Linked DNA regions of Mus musculus: region 2 is linked to region 1. The links are chromatin loops, found by intact Hi-C in ENCODE. Cell type or tissue: gastrocnemius. All regions are shown on one strand.

Region 1 (8,000 bases):
TCTTAGCAGGTAGATACTTGCCTCCAAGCCTGATGACCTGGGTTTGATCCCTGGAACCCACAGGGTAGAAGGAGAGAAGCTGACTACACATATGTGCATGTATACATGTGCTTGACCACACACACACAGGGGAGGAGGGAAACGGGAGGGGGAGGGGGATAGAGTGAACACCCGCATATAATCGCATTCTGCAATTCTGCAACGTAATTTGTAACAAAATAAGTTGAAACAAAATAAGTTTAATAAGTTTCTTTTTTTCTTTTTCTTTCTTCCTTTTTATTAAGAAACTCATTACTGGTCTACAGCCATGCGTTCCAATCTTGTCTTATCTCAGAAACTAAGCAGAATTGAGGCCCAGGTAGTACGTGGGTCAGAAGGAGCTCACTACTTTTGGAAAGACTTACAAGAGTCTTCCTTCCAGACAAGAGCCTGGACATCGAGGCTCATCCTGATACCCGCCAGAATACTTTTCTTCTCTGCACTCAAAACTAAATGATTAAAATAGGATATGGGCCAGTCAGTAGAATTATGGGTGGGAAAGGGCTACCTTAAAGGCTAAGAAATCAAGTCATTTTCCCAATCTCTCTGAGCCTAAGACTCTTGAGATGGTTAAATAATACAGCTGTTACTCATGGATTCAGCAAATATTTAATTACAGCTTGTTATATTCCTATTATTCTTGAGAGGGAGGGGAACAAATCTACAAATAAGACAAAATGTTCCTTAAAAAAAAACAAAAACAGAAACAAAAACAAACAAACAAAAAAAAAAAAAACAACCTAATGACGAACTGAGGGACAAGATAATCTCAGAGGGCGCTGGAAGCTTTGCAGAGAGTAAAACCCCACAAGAGGCTGTCTCAGTGGTGCGGTGAGGATTCTGAGGAAGTGACGTAACTAGGGGCAAAGTCACTGTGTGAAAAATGTACAACAGCCTTCCAAGCAAAGGGGAAAACAAGGGCCAAGACCCTAGGATAGGAAAGTTTAGCACCGTCCAGGAAGTGGAAGGAGCCAGGTCATGCAAGCCAGGAGAAGGAGTCAGAGCTGAAGGCATCTGGAAGCCTCTGAAGAACAGTGAGACGGAGGCCGGCATGAACTGTTTTCCCTTCCCAAAGGGTCACTCTACCTGCGATGTGGAAAACAGATGCTTAGGGCACAAGATAAACTCGTAAACTACCACAAAAACCAAGAGCACTGTGTGAAAATCGGGGTGTTGGGAAGCCATGGAGACTTCATTCTGGACACTTTTTAAGGTTGAGATGTGAATCCTGAAAAAAAAAAAAAGTTGCTGATGCAATCAGAACTGCCCGAGCCGGGTACTAGAGACTCAGGGCTGTTGCTAAATGCGGCAAAATCCATGCATCAAGCTGGTGCTGGAGTCGTTACCAGATGCCAGCATGCAGAAAAGAGAAGTAGGATCAGGGTGCGGACCTGCGACTACCTGCTAAGACACACCAACATCCCCAAGTCAGGCAGTGAGACCAGTGTAAGCTGGACACGGGTGACATGGAAGTCAGAGAGAGCAGACAAGCCCACCGGAAAACTGAGAAGGACGGAGATGGGAAAGCCAAAGTTGGATTTGGCCAATAGGGAGGATGCAGGTGCCTATTACAGACCCCCTTGAAACAGGCCACTCTCGGTGCTGGGGGAGAGAGGAACAGAGAGGGTGCTCGTCTGTTCCTTCTTCTGTTTTTTACCTTCCTCCAGTGAGGAGGAGAGTAAATATTAACTGAGTATCTACTGTGCACCCTGCATACTTCCAGACACCAGGGACACACAAACCACGTCTACCTTCTCGAAGACATCTTCTGGTGCTCAGGGAACAGTCCAAAGTGCAAGGAGCCACCGGCTACCCAGCATTTGTGCACACAGATAAGGAGGACGTCGCAATGAGAACATTTTCCTAAACTCCTCAGAAGCACGACAGAATCCCAGAGCACTGCATGTACCCTAACTTTTTTTTTTATCCTCCCTCCGGAAAATAGAACTAACCCCAGGTCAGTCAGCATGCTGAGTCCAACACAACCGACTGTAGACGCCATTTTGGACCCTCTTATCCATCAGGCAGGATCTTAAAGCATCCTGTTGTCTCTTGATATATTTTCTAAACCTAGATATCGAAGCTTGTTCCAAAAATTATATGCCACATGTAAAGCAAAAGGGAAGCAAGAAACCCAAGAGATTGGAAGGGAAGGTAAAAAGGTCAGCACCCAAGCCCTCCGGCCAAGTTGAGAAAACAACCCAACCCCACCGTCTGAGCACGGAGTGGGGGTCACGCTGGGTGCATTCCTTGGCTCTTTGGTGCATATTTCACATTCCCGTCAAGACTATACATAGCAAGTCATCAGAGCCTCGTTTTCTCTGACGGCTCATACAGAATGCCCACAAATAGGCCTCTTCTCTGCCAAAAAGGAGCGAGTGAAACAGGGCAAAAGCACACAGCCTGGCGGCGTTCCTCTTCCTCAAGAGCAAAGTCATCCTGATGCCTTTGGCCTTCTGCACGGGGCAGAGGCAGTCCCTCCTCTTTACATGACAAATATCAGTTATTCAGCCTTACATTTCTTAGCAGTTGCTGGCTATTATTAGTAAGACAGAGAGAGATACCATGTAAAGTGGCTGACCTAACCAGTTCCCCCCTCCCTCTATAAATCACTAGGAAGAAATTAACTCATCCAGTCCGTAATCAGGCCCCCAAATCTGTCCTTTAAAATGTCCTTCGCACGTGCCCTGCATTTGCTGAAATCAGAGAAGGAAGCATACTGTTGCTCACATAGCCAGCGTGAGGCAAAATGCAGAGTGGCTCTGGAAGCTCCTTACCAGCCTCAGGGGTGAGGGAGGGCAAGCTTCATATCACATGGCCTCTGATTGGAGAAGTTAAACCCCTTCTATACAAGTCCAGACCCATGGTGAGGGGAAAAGGTGGGGGGAGGGGGTTCTAAATCTCCATTTTTCTGGGATAGCAAAATGCTTTAACTGGAACCCATGTCAAATCATCTGCCAAATGGGCAGGTTCTCACCAGCCGGTCCTAATCACGGAGCAGGCCTGTGAGGGTGACTTAAGTCCGGCACGAGAAACATTTGTGCAAAACTGTCAGCCACTAGGCCCAGAGCACCCATCCACATTCCAGCCCTCTGAGATCCCACCCCCCCTGAGCCCTTGCCAACTGCCAACGTGCTCGCAGACTAGTACTCACAGCGCAAGCAGCTGCCACTCAGCCAGTCAGCAAGTGGCAGGCCGCCAGCGCACAAGCTTCAAGAGCACCAGCCTGCTAGTCCCAGGGCTGTTAAAGGTTGAAGGTCTACGGGTATGCTAGCCTTTAGATTCGCCTCACTTGCCCTCCTGTCTCCCTCTCCCATGCTTCCCTATCGCGCCTCCCACGGTAGCAGTTCACTCGTCTCTATGGTAACAGCATCTGGTTTCAGAGTTAGAACTTCATGCAGCACAGTTCTCTCTTAGCCTGGGGCTTTTGCCAAGAGGTGCACTAGCAAAAAGGCTGCTGCCTGAGTTGGAGCCACCTGTTTCCCTGTCACCCCGGGAATGACAGTTATGCTGCGTGTCCTCGGATTGTGGCATCTATTTTGTGGAACGAACACTTTAACCTCAGCATGCTCTCCACAGTATAGAGGGGCTGTGCTAGAGCTGGCAGCCAGCGGTATCCAGAGCCAGCCTATCTCCCCCACAGTCTCTGTTGTCAGGGACTTCTGCCTGCTTCCAGAGGTGGCACCAGGGAGCAGAATGACTCCGGCTGTCAGCATGTCCAAACTAGAGTTTGACATCACTGGTTCAATCAGTGCACGCAGCTTCAATTTTATTAGTTAACCTTGTATTTAAACATTATATTCTATCCTCGCCATTTGGTTTGTTGATGACATCCAATGAACCCATCACCTCTCCATTTATAGAAGCTTTTCTGTACCCAGCATATGCTAAACAATTCTGCACTCACATGCCCTGAGGCACAGATATGTATAAAACGTGGAAAAATACCGAGAGTGAAGACTTTTATATCAGCCATTGCTGTTGTGGTAATTATGAACAGTGTTGCTGGGGAATTTTGCTTACAGTCTAAAGGTATCACAAAGCTCAAACCTCAAAACTAGGCTCTCCCGGCTCTTTGGCTGACCTTAAGTCAGATAAAAGATAGAACATAGCACACCACAGATTTCTACTCCAGAACAGCACAAAAATGCCTAAACAATGTTCCCCTGTCCTCCTCACTTCTAAGAGGTAGAGAATCATTCTTTATTATAAGCTCGCTGCAAACACGATGTTTTCTTTTGTTTTTTGTTTTTTTGTTTTTTTTTTAACCAACAGCATTTTTATCGGTGCTTTTGTTACTTTGTAAAATGTGCTGTCCGTATTTGCGAGGTGTATATAAAGAGCAACATACAGCTGTCAGAGTCCTGGGTGACAGAGCCATCTCAGCTCTGTAAAGTGCACTGCCATCTTTTGGCAACATGTGTTCACTACAGCCGATGGATGGCAAGAGGAGAAGGAAGGAAAGTTTGTAACCATTCCCTTCCCAAGTTCACAGAGGTCCCTGGGGGGCCTTGTGTCCCCACAGGAAGTGAGGAAGAACAACGGTGGTCACTGGCTTAACCATGCACAGTGCTGAAGCTCTGGAGAGATATATTAAGAAAAGGAAGAGAGAGATCGGCACAGCAAAGCTGACAAACGTGGTTGATCACAGCTTTGTCTCCCACAGACCAACAGGTCACATGTAGAGTAAGCCGCCCTCCCAACTCAGGAGCTCCCTAATCAGCCTGGTCATTGACACAGGCCGAGGGCCAGGGAAACGTGGCCCCACATGAAATCAGATTTTAGGCTAAAGTAAAAGTAAAACTGCAACCCAGAGCAGGAGCATGCTGCACATAATTCTAGACTTACAAACTGCCTTACAAGTTCCTTTGTACTCTTGGACACTTGTCCCGGAGAAATGAAAGCTTACATTCATACAGAAACCTGTCTGTGAGTGTTCATGGTAGCTTTATTCCTAATAGCTAAGAACTAGACCTGGCCCAAGTACCTTTCTATAGGCAAATGGTTATGGTTTAAAAGCTATAGTTCATCCATATCATGGACTATGGCTTAGTGGTAAGCAAGGAGAAGCCACTGATTCACACACTAAAACAATGTATCTATAGGGGCTTATGCTAAGACAAAGACTCAGATGTTGTACAATTCATTTACATAACACTTCTGGAATGACAGCTTTTCCATATAAAGGACCCGACCTGAAGTTTCTTGGGATTAGAGACGGGAGTGTTGGTGGCTATGAATGAGTGGTACAGCAATGGATGTGGTCCCAGCTTAACTCTGCATCTTATCCTCCATGGTGACAGGAACATGGATCTACACAGATAATAAAAACATACAGACTGCAGACAGAGAGAGGAGAAGACGAATAAAACTGGGTAGATCTGAAGAGTTCCTTGAACTCCAGAAGTGGAAATACAAGTTATGCTATAGTTTTCTAAAGCGCTAATCAACATGGAGCAAAACTGGCCAAGTGTAGGGTTTGTCCTCCAAAAGTAATTTCTCTATTTCTCCTCAGCTATGCCTTCCAATCTACAACTGAGTCAAAATTCCAACTAAGATGTATTCACTTATCATCCTGGACATATTATTTTGCTTGGTGGTTAGGTGCAGATGGAATTGAGCGACACTGAGCGTAACCTCTTTAGTAACTGTGTCTTTGGACAGTGAACAAACCCCATTCAGCATCTCTTTCCAAGAAGCCTACAGCAGTTCATGCTGGTTAAATAAGTCCCTGAAATAACCAAGTCCAATTCATCGTAATGTTCCTACACGAAATTTGTAGGAACCAGATAAGATACTAAGATCTGAATAATCCATAAACCAAGGGCTAGAAATCCGTCCCAACGAGAGTTGGTTCGCATGTGTGCCTTTGAACTCTCCCCTTGAATCTTCTCCAAGTTGGGGCAGGGCCTCCCAAGCTCTGTGCCCAGGTTGCCACCTGAGCTCTGACAGTCTGGACCAGACTATTTAACAAAAGCCAAGGCCTGAAATGGCAAGAGGTCCATATGGGCTCTAGGGATAAGAAAGCCACTGGGATCCAAAGGGAGAGTCCTCTGCAAGGACATAGCATGCTATCGGTGAGACTGCTGGGAAGGACACCCATGCTAACCAGAGAATGACAGCCTGGTGCTGAGGACATTCCCCGGACTCAGTCTACACTCACGTTTAATGTTTAATGGGCTTCCTGGGTCTCATGTTGCCTGAAGCACCTGCTCTTTCAATGTCTTCTTAAGATTTTTCCTGCCAGGCAGAAGACAGAGGCTTCTCTCTAAACCCTTAACTCTGAACTGTCTCTCTTCGAGGAGTTTGGGGTGGGAATAGAAAGGTCCTAAGATAGGAGTCAGGCAAGATGACACAGGTAGTACTGCTCCACGAGAGAAGTTAGGGCCAAGCACAGCAGTGGACATGTCCCTCTACTGTCCCTTCCTCCTCTTCAGTGGCCATTCTCCACAGCCAGTAGCCAAGGAAAGAAAAGAGAGAAAGGAAGCTACCACGTATAATGATGGGGAAACAGATAGGCATAGCTGCAAGCCCATCATGTGAAGAAGGCACCTTCCAGTCAAGGGAGCTCTCTACAATGCTAGTCTTAAAGCAAGAGTGGATGGTGAGCTTCCTATCTCCCCACACCAGTACGTTCCAGTTTGTGCCACTGGCATCCGAAGCTTTCCTTCCCAACCCACTCATTCATAAAACAATTTAGCATCTACCTCCTTTTGAGTATCATTCATTGGTTCTTCTTTATAAGGACCTTCCTGTTGACTATAAGCTACTCAACCCAGAAGAAGAGGCTCAGCAGACATACACACACACACACATACACACACACACACACACACACACACACACACACACACACACCTTAGCTACTGCCTTCCCTAGCTTGCATGGGATGTACTTCTCTAATTAGCACATCAGATACCCAGAAGCCACATAAGAAGTCAGCGCGAGGCTCAGCCCTGCTCCTCAGACCTGCAACTGGACGAGTTAAAATCCCACAATGTGTACAAATACACCTACCAAGAAGCTACATGGCAGCTACTTTGCAAGTAGGACAAAGAGTTGACATGCCAAAGTAAACCTTAAGCTCTAGACATTTCAGCTCAGTCCGTGATTAGTTATTTGTAGTAGATAGGCCACTGGCTGCACCAATAAGTAAATGCCATATCACATTGACATTCATGTCAGTCTATGATTCTATCAACATTTACTTTAGATTCATGGATATTAACCTCAGGTTAGATTCAAGATGGCAGATGGGTAGGGACTCAAAAGCAGGGATTTTTTTTTTCAGGACACCAGGTTGGGAGTCAGCCACATGGCACCTGATCCGGTATAGCCTCTGCCCTGGTCACCTCTGACACACAGAACTGACATCAGCAGAAGTGCTTCCCCTCCCCCACTCTCACCACTATTGCAGCTCTACAGTTCACATCTTCCATCCCGAACAACCGACAGACTGGCAATAGCATGGCTGCCGGCATTCAGTGAAGCTCTTAATACGTTCCAGGCAACATGTTAAGAATTATCCATGCATTATTTCAATCTGGACACTTGCAGTTTGTCTGACTGACTTGTATAGTGCTGATGGAGCAGATATTAAGAACATCCGAGCTGTTCGTTCCTTTAACCAGTTGAGTATTAAATGTGGTTAGCATATGAAATAACGGGTTCTACTATGGCATCGTCATACACATAGATGTCCATCCTTTGCTCTGATTCCCTCCCCCAAGACGAGATTTCCCCATAAAATAGAGACAGCAGGGGTAGAAGTGAAGACCAAGTAAGGGTGCCTCTCGGCTCTCAGAGGGTCTCTACAATTTACGTACGTGGCATGCTATATTATTCAATCACTTCTGAAAGGCTTACCTCTCCTCTATACCTTATTTTCAGTTAGTTCCTTGACAACTTCCTACGTGTGTTGATAACACTCAATCCCACCTCCCCCAACCCTTCCCAAATCC
Region 2 (8,000 bases), 140 kb before region 1:
ATATCTAATTTTAAGAAGCTCTAAAGGTATATGAATAGTTCACTGCATGACCCATCCATGCCTGATGTTCACTGACCAGTATCATTTTAACTGGGTCAGGGGTGGGGAGAGCTAGATGAAGAGTTTGAATGGCGATTCACACCTCACTTCTCCAGAATAAGCCTACTGAACACATTCAGAAAAAAGTTTTACAGATATATCAGCATGGTAAGATGGAAAGAAGACAAAGTTAGCATAAGAAAAGATTAGAAAATGGAACAATAACTCATGATAAGACTGCTATAGGCAATACACAAAGAGACACATGAGTTAGTATCTTGCACAAGTATTCAATAATTGGTAGTTTTGTTTTCTTTCTGTGATCCTCACTGACCTCAAGGAATGGCCACGGTTGGGGTTGGGTATCAACTCATCATTTAGATTTTTCCAGTCTTAGGAGATGAGTGCAAAGAACAAGGAAGTTGCCCTCTGGTTCACTTCCAGAGGTGGGAGTTGAAGCTGTCTTAGTCATCAGAAAATGAGCACTGAGGGCCTGAAGCACTGAAGGAACCTGTATGATCCATCACTCACTATACAGGAGATGTAGAGTCACATCAGGCCGACTGTGTGACTACAGAGAAAACTTCTACGTGATAGACAGCTTCCATCAAAGCCCTAGATGCCTCACTAAGGGCAAAGGTCATCAGTAGTTACCTGTTAAAGAAACCCACACATACCTCAGACTGGGAGTACATGTCTTTAATCCTAGCTATTCAAAAGGCTAGGGCAGGAAGATCACATGTTTGAGGTCTCATTGGGCCACAGAGCATATTCAAGGCCAGCCTATGCAACATAATGAGACTTTTCCTCAAAATGAAAATGAAAGGTGTGGAGGAATCTAGTTCAGGGGGTAGAATAGTTGCCAAGCATGTATAAGGCTTAGATTTAATCCCCAATTAAAAAAAAAAGAAAATAAAGAAACACAGAAGGGGAAGGGAGGTGAGGGGAGAGGAGAGGGAGGAGGCAGGAGGGGACAGGAGGGAACAAGAGGGAAGAGGAAGGGAGTCTACACAGATGAACCTAACTTACTTCCATACAACACATTGTAGGTTTACAGAGTTTTTTAGGGAGTGGTTTGTTTTTGTTTGTTGGATTGTTTTCAGTTGTTGTTGTGGTAACGAGGTCTCAGTCTGCTCAGGCTAGCCTCGTTGTGTATCCAAGGAGAAAGTCAACCTTCTGATCCTCCTGCCTCCCAATGAGAGTGTTAGAATTACAGGCATTCATTGGCACACTACATTTTATGTGGTACTGGGGATGGAAGCCAGAGCTTCGCGGATGATAAGCAAATGCGCTACACACTGAACCTCATCCCCAGACTCAGGTACAGAAAGTCCTTTAATGGCTCTTACTGACATCTTCTGCAGGGAGATGGTGGGATTTGACTCAGCATCTGACACTGACTGACTATGTTTCCTACCTAGTAGCATGGATGAGGGTAAGGTGGTTGGCAAAAGAGCATCACACAAAAATAAAACCCAGACACTGCAGAGACCTGGAGAATGCTTCACCGGGTTATGCTGGTTAAACATTGCTTAAGCCGGTGGACAAAGGTAATTTCTACAAACTCCATTTTCTGCTGAACCAAGACAAAGAAATGGAGAGGAAAAGAGACACACATCAGGAGTAATGTGAATGAGTTTCAGACTTTACTTAAAATTTCCTCCCGTGAAGCACCAGAATTCCCTCCCAGGCTCATTCTAGGGATCAGGAAAACAGTCCAGAGGATACAATAAATTTAGGCATCCCAGGATCCCCCAGGAAGCTTGGCATCCTGATTTTACATGTGGCTTGCGGGATTACACTCAAGGGGCAGAGATCTTTCTCTCCAGGCTGATTTTCTATTCTAACTAAATACTGCCAACTTCCCAATATCTGAATATGTATTTTTGGTGACAGGAAATTTTCCACTAAATGAAGTGGCCCATCTAATCACAATACAGTTCATTCTTACAGTGGGTCTTTGGCCATGATCTCCCAGCTACACTAAAATGTGCATGAACTAAGGATTCATTGAGAATACAACACCAAGGTACCAACTGAAGTGTTCGCATACTCATAAAGAGGTAGTGTCCATTAAACTACACATAACTTCTGTTGGTCCTCTTTGAAGGCATATGTATTTTCTCAAAAACACAGGCCTTTGCTTTGGTTTATTATTCTCTAGCCCTTGAAAGCTAGTCACTGATGTCTCCATCCCTTCCAAAATCAAGTGTGCAAAGGCCCCATATCATGTATCCTCATTCAAAGGATCGTATCTTCACTAAGCAGCTTTATGGTCTGAATTTAAGAAAAATGAAGGATCTATCTGATCATGGTTTTTTGGTTTTGGTTTTTGTTTTTTTAAATAACCAGATTGTAAAAAACAATACCCTCCAGTGTCACCCAAAAGTCTCCGAAATCTAAAGCCAATATCTTCTTCACAGCAAAGCTCATTCAGTAGACCAAGAGCTCTCTTCTACAGCAGTCAAGCAAAGCCTGCCTTCCTCTACATTGTTCTCGGAAGTCAAGTCTCATAGGCCAGGCAGTTGTGGGAAATGCTAGGCCTCCTGTTTTCTCTTCACTTCTAAAATGGTTTCTGGGTTCTCATCCTCATGCTGTGAGCTGCATATCTAAAGGCATGTTTCACTCTGCTCGGGATAAGTTTACCACGAACAGGTCTACTTGGTAGCATCCCAGCACTGTGCCTGAAGCTGGGAACTGGCAGTCTGAATAAATTAATAAAACACCATGAAACAATATCTGTATGCTTGTTTTCCTTACAGATTATAATGCACTTCCCCAGAAATATAGAAAGAAAATACTAAAAGATGTCCTTTGGAAATTGGGTAAGCACAATATGCCTCAACACTCACGGTTATTCCTTAAACCAAGAGCCCAGAGCAAATGTTTATTGGAAGAATCGATTTTTAAACTAATGCTTTTCCTAAAAGAAACTGCTCCTTATAATTGGATTTACCCTGTTCTTCCACAAAAATGGTGTCGGTGTTATTCTTTCCAGACCATATGCTTGTAACCATGGTTACTACCTGCAGAACACCTAAGAGTTTGGGACTTTCTAAAGTAACCGCTGACCACAGGTTACAGTGGGGTGCCCATTGTGGTCCAAATCCCAGGAGTTTCCTGGAATTGTGAAGAGTGAGCCTTACAAAACCAGAAGCATCCCAGAAAAATTAACACTTGGATGGCTGTCATTGAAAACAACCAGGAATCTTGTTTCCTAACTCAAAACAGTGAAATGGAGTAGTCAGTGAGCACGGCTCCTGCTATCAGACAGGACAACCCGTAGCTGGAGGAAGGGAGATGCAAGAGCTGATAAAGTGATGAGCAGAAGGAGACTGGACAGGACAGGTACCATCAGGACTCTGCAAGACTGACTTTAATTCTGGTCCTCCCACTGATGGGATGAGCACAAACACTTCCGGCCAGTGAAGGAGCAACTCAGACCCTCCTGGATTACCCTGCTTGCTTCTCGCTCACACTGAGAGCAGCTGAGACTGGCAGACGCTCCAGTTCAACACTGGTCCAAGGCCAAGTGCCTGATGCACAATCCCTCTCTTCTCTAGACCACTGCTGCTCTGCCAAAAGGGCAATCGCCAAGCAGGTACCGGCTCTAGAAGCTTCTGGGGAGGACATCACTCACCTCCACTCACATTTGCTCATCATGGGGTCACACCTAACTTTCAACAGGCAAGGAAGTCAAGTCCTCATATGTGCTCAGAAAGAAAAAGATCTGGAATATTTACTTGTAAAGACCCCATGACTACCATAGTACTTAGTTTCACTGAGCCACCAGGGCTTTGTGGAAACCATGTTGCAAAAATGACAGTCACCATAGTTGCCTTCATGACATCTTGAGTCATCTCAGAATGGTCTAGTGAACAAGCAGTAGAAACTCTTTGTATATATATACTTTTTTAAAAAGGGAATCATGACTTTGAGAGAAAGCAAGGTAGATATTCAAAGGAGGGGTTAGAAGGGGGAAAAGGGGAGAGAATATATTATAGTTATATTTTCATTTCAAAAAATTGTTTTAATGATTAAAACAATGATTATACTCCGACCTATGCGGTATAATCACAACCATGAAATAGATGAGTAAAAGCATAACATGTATCAACAAGGAAATCTATATGACTTTGAGAAGTTTGTCATTAATCATTATAATGCTTTGGATTTTCAGAACAGCCCAAACTAAAAGTGAACCATCTAAAAGGTTAGCCTCGGCTAATGGATACTGTCCATTCTGGTTAAATATATGCTGCCTAGCTACTATCTAAGATCTACTTCCCTTCTTGTTTTCAGATTAAGCTTTTAAAGAGGATCCCTAGATCTTCTCTAAGCCAAGCAGAGGAAACAACAGAGGTAGAAGTGTTGTTGAAAGTGCACAGTTAACAAGTAACTTAGTCATGCAAGCATCAGGTGGACAGACTGGTCCAGTCCAACGTTTACAGACACCATGCTTGGCACCAGGCGTACAAAGATAAATGGGATGTGTTTCAGGCTCCTCGGGTGCTTTGTCAGCAGTGAAGGAAGCAAAAACATTATGATGTAATGAAAGATCAGCAGAGGTGGGGGATGGGTACAAGGACATAAAAGAGGGAGAGGTTTGAAGGTGATGGAGAGGGGTAAAGAAAGTATGGGAAATTGGCCGCCTTGGAGGAAATAAGACCTCTAGTAATAGTAAATCTAATCGTATCAGTATAGACAGCTGAAGAAGCAAGAATAACATGAAATCAAAGTTCTTGAGGACCTAAATTATTTGAGGTTCTAATACAAGAACAGAAAAATAAAATGATTTGTGGAGTTCAACAGAGACCAAGCCAAGGAGCAGCACGCAGATTAGAGGATTTGGGCTCAATCTTACAGTTATTAGCCAGCCTGGGAAGTGGGAACTTGGACTTAGAAATAGTAGGTTACTCACTACAGGGTGCTGAGCAGAATGATGTATACACACTGTAGAGTGAGTGATAAGAATGTGGGTCTGGAGGTTGACTGTGAAGGGTGAATTCTGTAATGTGAGAACAAAGGCAGGGGAAGAGAGGCTATTGACAGGGTCCGCACAGGACATTAAGGACTTGAGGCAGAGCAGAAGAAAGCTGCAAGCAGAGTCTTCAGAAATAGAGGCTTGAATTTGCAGGTTGAATATTCACGTTTACAATGGGCCTAATCGTCCAGATCTCAGTTCTAGAACATAAAAAGGCAGAAACTTTTGCAGATGAACAGACATCTATATAAAGGGTCTTGGGGTCTTCGTGAGAGGATGGGTGAAGGTCTACAGACAGAAAGGATGTTTTAAGGGCAGGAGCAGAAATGAAATCTGAATGACGAGGACAAGTATAAGCATCAGACTTGCAGATTGCCACAAGGAGAAAAGCCCTGTTTCTGAAGATTCTGCCAGGATTTTCATCAAAGTATAATTCCACGGCTGCTGCCAAGAAGAAATTTTATTATTAACTTTGAAATTGATATCCACAACTAGAATATTGCATTTGCTTTCCCGAATGTCTCCCTCACTCCCTCACTCACATGTGCACAGACATGCTAATTCAAGTCGTTAGGTTTTCTGCTGTCTCCAGTAATGATATCCAGGCACTGTTTGCCCTAATAATAGTTCCTTATTGTGTGTTTACATGGAAGACTCTCCATCAGTTTCAAAGTAATCTAGTCTACCTCACAAGGCCCCTGTAAAGCCACAGTCACACAGACTCTATGGTAACCCTTCACCTGGTAGCTTCCTCATCATAAATAAACTTTCATCCTCCATGTGTGAGAATACACAGGGTTCTACAGTTGCATAACCCAGCCAGTTCTGACAATGAATTGTCATGAACTCAGCAAAGGGAGAAGATCAAGAAGACCACCTCACTATTCTTGGAGGACCCACAGAGCAAAGTCACAAACGGTAGATATCATATGAATGAGTTTAGTATCTTTCCCTTTCAATTTTTGTTTTTTTAGCTATTATCACGATGCTTTCACTGGGTTCATATCCTAACCACCTGGTTTGGCTAATTCATTCATTCTACATTTGTTGATCTACTCCTATGCATAATGGACTCTGTTAGATACAACAAAGTGGTAGTTACCAAAGTTATTGGTCTCAGAATATCTTTATACATTTAAACATTAAGAGTGCCAGGGCAAGGGCAGTGGCTCAGTGGACAAAGACTTTGCTGTCCATGCATAAGCACCTGTCGGAATCCCCAGCACCCAGGTAGAATTCAGGTGTTGTGACACATGTCTGTAACCCCTGAGCCAGAAGGGTGGGCAGAGATAGTCACATCCTGTCACTCACTAGCCAACCAACCTAGCCATTCAGTGAGCTCCAGGTTCACTGAGCAACCATGTCTGAAAAAAATGAAGTGGAGAACAATAGAGAAAGGCAGTAAATACCTCCCTCTGATCTACACACACACACACACACACACACACACACACACACACACACACACACCTATGCACAGGAAAAGAAAGAGAGAAAAAATTAAGGGTATTTATTTACCTAGACCTTAACTACTAACATTTAACACATCAGTAAGTAAGTAAGTAAATAGATAGATAGATAGATAGATAGATAGATAGATAGATAAATAATATCCATTCATTAACTACAAAATAATAAATGTAGTATATAAGTAACCTCTTTCATGTAAAACAATTTTTCTAAAACAAGAAAAGATTATCACTCACATATTTATAAATTTCTTTACTACATGGCTTTATGAAATGCAGTTGGATTCTGTTGCGTCTGTGTACATTCTGATTAGAAATACTGCTTTGAGCTGGGCCTGGTGGCACATGCCTTTAATCCCAGCACTCGGGAGGCAGAGGCAGGCGGATTTCTGAGTTCAAGGCCAACCTGGTCTATAAAGTGAGTTCCAGCACAGCCAGGGCTACACAGAGAAACCCTGTCTCAAAAAACAAAAACAAAAACAAAACAAAACAAAACAAAAACAAAAAAAAGGAAATACTGCTTTGGTTAAACAATACAAAAAAAACCAGCAGTCTTTTCAAACTCCAAGAATGGGTATTAGAAATATTCAGAGCTCCTGAAATCCCACTTTGAAAAGTAAGACTTCAGTGTGTGTGTGTGGGGGGGGGTCAGGAAATGCTTTACTGGCTGATAGTAACTACTTCAAGTTTTGTGGACCCTGTGATCTCTGTCACAACTACCACCAAACTCTGCCATCACCTCATGAAAGCAGCCAGAAGAAATGCATGTAGACTAACAAACATAGCCTTGTTCCAACCAAACATTTGCGAGACAAATCTGCCATGGGCCAGTCTGTTGACCCCTGAGCAAGAAGATGCCTTAGTAGAGTAAACAAGAGTCCTACCCTTAAGAAACCCATGGCAAGGCCCAGAGAAACAGTTCCAGAGTTAATAAGAGCATATACTGCTCTTGCCGAGGGCCAGAGTCTGGTTCCCAGCATCTCTGTCAGGTTACTTACAACTTTCTCTAACTCCAAACCAGAGACCATGCCCTCTTCTGGCCTCCACAGCATCTATATGCATGTACACATAGCTATACACACACAGTTAAGAATAAAATTAAGTAAACCTCTTTCTTTTAAAGAAAAAAAATGTCAATATCATAAAATAGACCAAACTCAACGTTGGTAAGGAATCTCAAAAAATTCCTTTTAGAATTCAGTGTCAGTAAAGAATCCTGTAAGGAAGAAGGCTTTGAGGATAGCAGAGACCCTAATGGAAATGCAGACTTTGAGAAGAAAGTTTCAGGAGGAAGTATTCCAAGCTGAGTGATTATTCAGGACAAAGGCATCAAGAGAGAGCATCACCTAGGAAATTTAAGCACTGGAAAATGTGCTGAGCTGCAGTGTGTATACTGAGAAGTACAGATACAGTGTGCTTATACAACCACAGGTTACTGTGCCATGGGCCTTGAATGCCACGCTCAGAGGGGTGGATGCTGCTCAAGATGCACAGAGGAACCACTCGTC

The links. Hi-C counts contacts between places; a loop is a spot of excess contacts. Peaks named below come from ENCODE experiments on the same cell type or tissue, not always from the same donor. Only the 100,000 strongest peaks of a DNase experiment are listed, where the experiment ranks them.
Region 2: a loop joins it to region 1, with 2.2 times the contacts of the local background. A loop is called at or near these places in 3 of 42 quality-filtered maps.

What each region holds. Positions count from the first base shown.
Region 1 is chr5:88,925,161-88,933,160 of GRCm38, reverse strand. All of the region lies in intron 1 of Slc4a4 (solute carrier family 4 (anion exchanger), member 4), which reads right to left. Among named protein-coding and RNA genes, the nearest start is that of Slc4a4, 42 kb to the right of the region's middle. In gastrocnemius, CTCF peaks have their summits at 3,704 and 4,453 (motif pointing left); DNase peaks (open chromatin) are centred at 3,202 and 4,508; H3K4me3 peaks cover 1,708 bases; H3K27ac peaks cover 4,395 bases.
Region 2 is chr5:89,063,808-89,071,807 of GRCm38, reverse strand. All of the region lies in intron 7 of Slc4a4 (solute carrier family 4 (anion exchanger), member 4), which reads right to left. Among named protein-coding and RNA genes, the nearest start is that of Gm35855, 160 kb to the left of the region's middle. In gastrocnemius, no CTCF peak of the experiment used is centred here; a DNase peak (open chromatin) is centred at 3,548; H3K27ac peaks cover 592 bases.